Regions from separate parts of the Mus musculus genome. Here all the other regions are linked to region 2. The links are chromatin loops, found by intact Hi-C in ENCODE. Cell type or tissue: left cerebral cortex. All regions are shown on one strand.

Region 1 (2,500 bases), 580 kb after region 2:
ACATCATTTTAAGGACGATGAAAACTCTTTGAGTTGCCAAGTTTTAGACTGCAAGACTTAGAAAGACATAGAAATCTCATTATGATTTGGGAATAGTAACACCTTTGGTGCCACTGTGTGCTTTTTCAGATTCACGAGTCTCTGTGTGCAGTGCAGATCAGTGAGGCTTTGTAACTTAATATTCTTGAACTGTTTAATGCTGAACACCCTCCACGGGACCTTCTTTGTGGCTCATTTTTATGAAATGCTACTCTAATAATATAATTTTGTTTAGTGTTACTTATGATGTCAGGAAAAGCTCTGTGTATATTTTATTCTAACTGCAAAAGCAGAGGGGTTATCTCTGTAGGATTTTTCACGAGTGAATGCAATTGAATACTTATTTTGTATATTTTTTGCCCTTGAGCCTATTAATCCTCTGAACCACCGTATAGAAGGAAGATTAGAATAAAATAAATGAGAGCCAGCCATAATAAAAATAGGCTAGGTCTTTTTATATCCCTGGCCTTGTGAACTGGAACATTTCCCTCAGTTATACGCAGAAATGTTTCATCTCCATCAATGTGGCCTTGGAAAACTACATAGAATATCTTCTTTGTCCCCCAAAGCCAGCCCAACTTCCCTTACCCCTACCCCCCACATTTCTTTATCCCATATAGAGTGAACATTCTGTGCCTTGCTTTGTCAAATGTATGCATCTTGGTATAAAACATGAAAGATCAGAGTTTTCTCAGAGGGGTCACAGGTCAAACATAGCATGAGTGTGGCTTGACCATTGATTGACAGGTCGAAGTGGTATCTTCAAATAAGAAGAGTGAGCTTTCTTAATTTTTACCTGTTTTCCGCGTCCTAGAAAGAAGCAGTAAATCCTGCAATATTACCGTCTCTTTCATCAAACTGGCTCACCATTTCCTCCCTAGAACATTAGTATATAATTTAAGCTGACTTTATAGTCTTTCTGTTTAAAGAGGCGCATTGCCTTCCCTCACACCAGTATAATAACTAGCTGACATGATCCCTGAAAAGCATGAGAGATGGCAAAGTGACCAGGTTTTAAATAGGGTCAGCTCTCATCCAAAACACTGAGTTTGGCCCTGGTGACCGTGACAAACACTGAACCTCGGGATCATCAAATACATCTTTAAAATCAAATTCGTTTCTGGATATCCTGGCTGACACTTTGGTGAGGAAAAGCTTAATGTCAAAAATAACCAAAAAACAAAACAAAAACAAACAAACAAAAAAAAAAAACCACATTTCTGATTTGTAGAAGAAAATTGAAAAACAAAATCCGGTGTCAAAAATTTAAAAATAAATAAATTAAAAATTAAAAATAATGATCTGTCAACTGAATTAGAAAATCGTTTTGTGAATGAACTAAATTGCCTTGTGAACCATTTTGTAGAAATATGTTTTGCACAGATAATAATAAGGACACATTTTGAAAATCAGATTTTTTTTTTCTTCCTTCCCCCAGCAAATAGCTGCAGTGCAGGCCTTTCTGCAACAGTCAACCAGCACCACCTGATGGAGGATTTGGGGAAATCACTGACTCTTACATTCTTCCTAAAAATATAGTCAATTGATTTAAAATGATAGCAGCCGACAAGGCTGTGGTTGATAGTCTTCACTGACAGTCCTAACGCTTACCCTCCCCTTTTTGTTTTGCAGGCTTCAGATGCTAGCTCTGAAAAACTCTTCAACACTGTTCTTGTAAACAAAGGTAAGACCCATTTATTACACTAAAGGATGGCTTTTAAAAATGAATAAGTAAATGCATCTCGTTGTCATTGTCCAAGAAGAAAGAGGAGAGGAAAAAAAAAATCCATGTGCTCTTTTTGTCTTAGCATTTTTGTGTTTTTGCTCCACTGTGGGGTCTGGTGGTTTTTTGAGGTGCAGGAGGAAAATGTTCATTTTTGAAAGAATTTCCCGATTCCTCGTTTGAATTGACCGGTGGTGTTAATTTTGTGTGGGATGCTGCAACAGAGAAGAATGGTTTTACAATGTCTTGATTGTTAGTTATCAACTTCCCGGCAGTCAGAGCACTATAAATAGTGTGTGTGTGCGCGCCTCGGATGGTAATAACCAATGGGGTATTTAATATTCACGGCGTTAGAGCCATAAACCAAGCCTTCTTCTGCTCTGGGCTCTCTGTAAAGTTAATAAATGAGCAAGAGGGCAGAATTTAAGTACCCACTTCTCCATTGATTCCTTCCAAACCTCAGTCCATAGATTAAGAGAGGCTAATGGTGCCGAGGTACACACAGGGAAGGCTCACCCTGAATCCCTGTCGGTAGGATCCTCAGGAGTCTTCATTCGCAGAAGTGTCCTTGGACCTAATGAAATTTAGAGGAGTTTCTGTGCACTGAGTTCAAAAGGTGTGTCATCTGGAAGGTACAGATAATACCAACCCACCACTCCCTTCCCCCTATAGAACCCCACTTAGGGGTTTGCAGGATGATTGCTAAATAAAGATGTGCTAGCCTGTGGTAACCTCTGC
Region 2 (2,500 bases):
AAGCAACGCTCATCTCTTCTTTTAAGGAGCTCCCAATACAGTCTTTAAGTGAATCCTGAAGAAATCAGTTGCAATGCCAGCAAAGGAATGCTTCAATAACAGTGCAGATGAACTTGATAGCAAGAGTTGCTAGCACTCAGGCAAAGAGCTGAAGGTGTCTTCTTCCATGTCAGTTATGTTTATGTGGGCTGCCAGTAGAAGGATGGCTGAGATTTAGGGTGGGTCTTTTCACCTAAATTGATTCAGTCAAGAAAGTCCCTGACCCGAGTGCCCAGCTTCTTGGGTTGTATCTGACAACCAAGATGAGGCATCATTAGGAGGTGTTCCTTAGGGGCTACTCACCTTGCCTTTTGGAGTAGGGTTTCACTGGGAATAGTGCTGTCCTAATTAGCCCAGGCAGGCTGGTCAGGAAGCCCACGGGATCATCTTGTGTTCCTTTCCCCTGTGTTAGATGAGGAGCATTCAGCACCCTGCTTAACTTCCTGTGGGTGCTAGAGATTGAGCTCAGGTTCTCATGCTTGCAAGGCAAGCACTGTCCCAGCCCTAAAAAGGTGAGTTTTAAAACAGCCCATTACAGATGTGCTTTCTTGAACTCGAACACAATACGCGTATGTTCAAAATAAACTACATATTTAAAAAACAAAAGAAAAGAAAAGAAACCTAAGATTTCACTGACCTTTGAGGACAGCTTGGTACAGCGATCTGTCTGTGTTTAAATTTCTCTGTCACCGCTTGCTGCAGAGAACAGTTTAGGACAGGCAAATATCAAGCCGTGGTCACATATTCCATGGGGTAGTGGAACAGAGTGAGCTTGTATCTGAAGCAGCTGCAGTCACCTCTGAGCCTTTCTCTGTCATCCCACCTGGAAGGTAGCAATCACTGGTTATTGTGCACAATTAAAAGGATGATTATATCCATTTTCTGAAGCTAGTTATCCAGGTAGCCCTTTTCAGTGACCTGTGAGAAGGTATGGTATCCCCATTCACCTTTCTAAGCTGTACAAGAAATGGGATATATAAATTAGCTTCCTCTGGTGATGAAACTGCAGTTCTCCGCGAAAGAAAAACAGGTTCGTAGCACCATCTACAGGCTACTGAAGAGGAAAACTTCTGCTTAGCTCCTAGATTCAAAGACTGGTGGAGAGGGGCATAGAAAGAAGAAAACCACACTGTCTCTCTTAAATGTATTAACTGTAAATGTTGTCATGTGTATTTTTCTTTTTGTTACCCCCTATGCATATGTCTCTCTGTGTCTGAGGTTAAAATGCTGATCTAGTAGGGTCTATGTTTTTCATTAGCATCTGGGGGTTTATTCTTGTTTGTAGATTTCCCCCCCTTACATTCATCCTGTCAATATGGAGTTAGTTCAGTCCGCAGCAGGTTCCTCCTAACTATGTTATGTTATGAGACCCAAGGAATGAAGCCAGCCACCCGTGTACCTTATATCTCTGCTCCTCGTGTACTCAAAGAATGCGTTGTATCATCTATATCCTTTTTTCAGGGAAAAGTAAATACAGACAGTTTTGGTTGCTTTTATGTGTGCTTATTTGCTATTTACCTTTAAAAAAAACAAAAAACAAAAAAAGCTCTATCAGGCAGGCATCAGAGTCAGTGTGATTCCCGAGTCTGTCCTCAAGGTTGTATGATTTTGTAGTCAATGGCCCAGGGCTTGAATAATTTTCAACATGAAAGGATCTGGAAAACTTGTCTTTTAGATGTTAACAGGGAAAGTTTTGCATTTTTTTGCTGTTTTTTTGGGTCTGTCTGTAAGTGTATGCCATGTGCATGCAGTTGCTCTTAGAGTCCAGAAGAGGGCGTCAGATCCTGTGGCGCTGGATTAGTGATGTTGTTGGGAGGGGCTCCATACAGGTCCTGTTGAGCAGACTTCGTACCCAGGGTGTTTGCAAGAGCAGCAAGTACAGCAATTGTCTGCAACCACCCAGCCATTTCTCTAACCCGGAAGTAATATTCTAATATCCAGGGATGTGAGTCAGTTTGTCTTTTTTGTTTATTTCTTTTGTTGACAGTAAGCTAGCCATGTTATTTTTGTCAACCTAGGATATATTCTTGGATTCTTTCAAGGACGGTGTTATACAATGTTTGTGCTACTGTTCCAAATAGCCTCTGAGAGGCTCCACCCAGCAGCTGACTCGGACAGACAGACACTCACAGCCAAACAGTTGATGGAGCTCTGGGACTCTTGTGGCAGAATAGGAGGAGGGATAGCTAGCCGCAAAGAGAAGAGAGACTCCAGAGGAGGATCAACAGAGTCAAGAAACCTGAACCCTTGGGGCTCTCAGTGTCTGAACTACCAACCAAAAAACATGCACATAGGTAGCAGATTACAGTTTGGTTTTCATATGGGTCCTGAATAACTGGAGGGGGGCTATCCCAAAAGCTGTTGCCTATACATGAGATGTGTTCTTCTAGCTGGGCTGCCTTGTCTGGCCTCAGTAGGAGAGGATGCACTTAGCCCCTCCAAGACTTGAAAGGTCGGGGGA
Region 3 (2,500 bases), 1.8 Mb before region 2:
CACTCAGTTCTGAGTCACAGTCCATCCCTGCTGGGGGAGTCATGGCAGGAAGTACAAACAAAGCATATAGTCCCCTAACATCCACAGTCAAGAGCAAAGAGAAATGAATGAATGCATGCTTGAGGTTCACCTGTTTTTCTCTACTCTCATATAGTCCAGGGCCTCCAAACCTATGAAAGAAGCCAACCACTTATGGGCTAGGCCTTCCCATATCAATCAAGGCAATGAATGCATCTCCCTCCCCTGCTTCCCCAATGTGCCTACAAGACAACCTGATGTAGACATTCCTTCACTAAGACTCTCTTCCCAGGTGACTCTGGGTTGTCTCAAGTTGAGCATTAAAACTAAACTTCATAGCCAGGGTAGCTGGCCAGCAAGCTTTCAGGGATCCATCTGTCTCCTTGTCCCAAGTTTTAGTGCTAGGCTTATAGGCCCACGTCATCGTAACCAGTTTTTGACATGGGTTTTGAGGATTTGAACTCATGCTAGTGAGGCAAGGACTTTATTGAGTAAGCTGTCCACCCATCACTTTTGCGTGCATGTGTGATGCTGAGAGTTGAATCCAGGACCTCACAATTGCTGAGCAAGTACTTTTCCACTGAGCTATGTGTATATTCCCATATCCTAGGGCAGACAGTTTTATCCTGTGGTCTCATTTGTGCTCACCAATGGCTTCATGATCCTACTGACCTGACTTACTGAAATGGACACAATTTCACATCTATGGTGTTTTTGCAAAAACAAACGATTAACTTAACTTTGATCCACATTTGGGGACTTTATACAAAACCACCGGCTGGAATTTAATACTTTAAAATATCAGAAATCATGGTTGGACAGAGGCATCTTTGACTCTTTGACCTAAAAGAGACCATACCCTTAAAATGATTTTTTCCCTCTCCCAGGGCCATCAACTGTTATTAGTGCTTTAGCTAAGCGTGGGGGCTTGTGAGCCAGCCCTCACTCCATGCTGGAAAGTTCTTTGACTCTGAGTACCACTGCCCCTTAAACAGAACTGGGTTAATCTCCATGCTCACTCTTCAGAACTGACTACATCCTGTTGTTCTTCTTCATGGACACATGGTGTCACTGTTGGGACTCCATCTATCAGACTGGGCAAGTCCAGAGCTGCAGAGCTTCCTGGGAATAAAATCAGGAACAGCCAGGCAGGGTTCCTTAGCAGCCAGCTTGCTTTCCATCTCAACCTTCCTAGGTCCCACTTATTGCTTCCTCCTGGTCTCCTTTGCAAAAGTCAGCTTACAGAAGCCTCTCTGTGCCATGGACTGTGGCTCCTGCAGAGACTCATGGGTTGTCAAAGTGCGGAGAATAAGTGTCTGTGCAATGATGAGAAACACATGGGACATCTATATATCACACCCTCTTCCCCCGCAAGGTTCAGGAAACACTGTGGAAGAGAGGATGGAAAGGTTGAGAGAGCCAAAGATCTGGGAGGGTCAGGCAAAACCAGTGTCTCCTGGACAGGAAAGGACTCCCGATCTCCTGAACTCTTGGCTACTGTGTTTGCCTGTACAAGATTAAGTCAGCCAACTTTCCAGCATGGACTGAGGAGTGGCTCCCAAGCCCCCATGCTTAGCCAAAGAATTAATAACAGTTGATGGCCCTGGGAGAGGGAAAAGCCAATTTTAAGGATATGGCCTCTTTTAGGTTAGTCATACTTCAGTGGATGGGCAAATTGTATTCAGTGGGTGTCTTAGTTAAGGTTTTACTGCTGTGAAAGACACCACGACCAAGGCAACTTTTATAAGGACATTTAATTGGGGCTGGCTTACAGATTCAGAGGTTCAGTTCATTATCACCAAGGTGGGAACGTGACAGCATCCAGGCAGGCATGGTGCAGGAGGAGCTGAGAGTTCTACATCTTCATCTGAAGGCCACTAGGAGAAGATTGGCTTCCAGGCTGCTAGGATGATGATCTTAAAGCCCATGCCCACAATGACACACTTTTTCCAACAAGGCCTACCTCCAAGGCCATACCTCCTAATAGTGCCATTCCTTGCGTCAAGCATATTCAAATCACCAGTGGTTACTTAAAAAAAAATGAAAGAAGAAGAAGATGAGATGGAGTGGGTCTGGGAACAGTTGGGAGAGGTATGAGAAGAGAATAGGATCAAAAATACACTGTATGCATTAAAGAGTTGGTTTATGATGTTTTTCAGCACCTTGCAGCTTGTGGACCTTCTCCTTCTCTCTGAGCGGGAGACATGCAAACTTCTTCAAATGGGGTCTGGGGAGATAGATAGTTCGGTTTATAAGGTGATTTCCGTACAAACGTGGGGATCTGAGTTCAATACCCAGGAGCAAAGTAAAAAAGGTAGAATGTTGTGGGGTGGGTGCATGTAGTCCCAGTGCTTGGGGAGGTGGAGACAGAAGGATCTAATAGACTCCATGTCCAGCCAGTGTAGCTGAATTCCTGAGCTCCAGGTAGAAGTGAGAGACACTGTCTTTGAAGACAAGATGCAGAGCTTCTGAGGAATAATGC

The links. Peaks named below come from ENCODE experiments on the same cell type or tissue, not always from the same donor. Only the 100,000 strongest peaks of a DNase experiment are listed, where the experiment ranks them.
Region 1: it touches region 2 in a loop (5-fold over the local background); 15 of 42 quality-filtered maps call a loop at or near these places.
Region 3: a loop joins it to region 2, with 2.7 times the contacts of the local background. A loop is called at or near these places in 2 of 42 quality-filtered maps.

The regions. Positions count from the first base shown.
Region 1 is chr5:131,533,044-131,535,543 of GRCm38, reverse strand. It overlaps Auts2 (autism susceptibility candidate 2), which reads left to right. Exons shown (of 20, transcript NM_001363480.1): 6 at 1,672-1,723. Among named protein-coding and RNA genes, the nearest start is that of Gm29681, 120 kb to the right of the region's middle. In left cerebral cortex, a CTCF peak has its summit at 1,526; a DNase peak (open chromatin) is centred at 1,537; H3K4me3 peaks cover 1,214 bases.
Region 2 is chr5:132,114,408-132,116,907 of GRCm38, reverse strand. All of the region lies in intron 2 of Auts2 (autism susceptibility candidate 2), which reads left to right. Among named protein-coding and RNA genes, the nearest start is that of 4930563F08Rik, 240 kb to the right of the region's middle. In left cerebral cortex, CTCF peaks have their summits at 1,083 (motif pointing left) and 1,799 (motif pointing right); a DNase peak (open chromatin) is centred at 1,054.
Region 3 is chr5:133,897,028-133,899,527 of GRCm38, reverse strand. No RefSeq gene overlaps it. Among named protein-coding and RNA genes, the nearest start is that of Gm40340, 150 kb to the left of the region's middle. In left cerebral cortex, a CTCF peak has its summit at 1,080; a DNase peak (open chromatin) is centred at 1,119.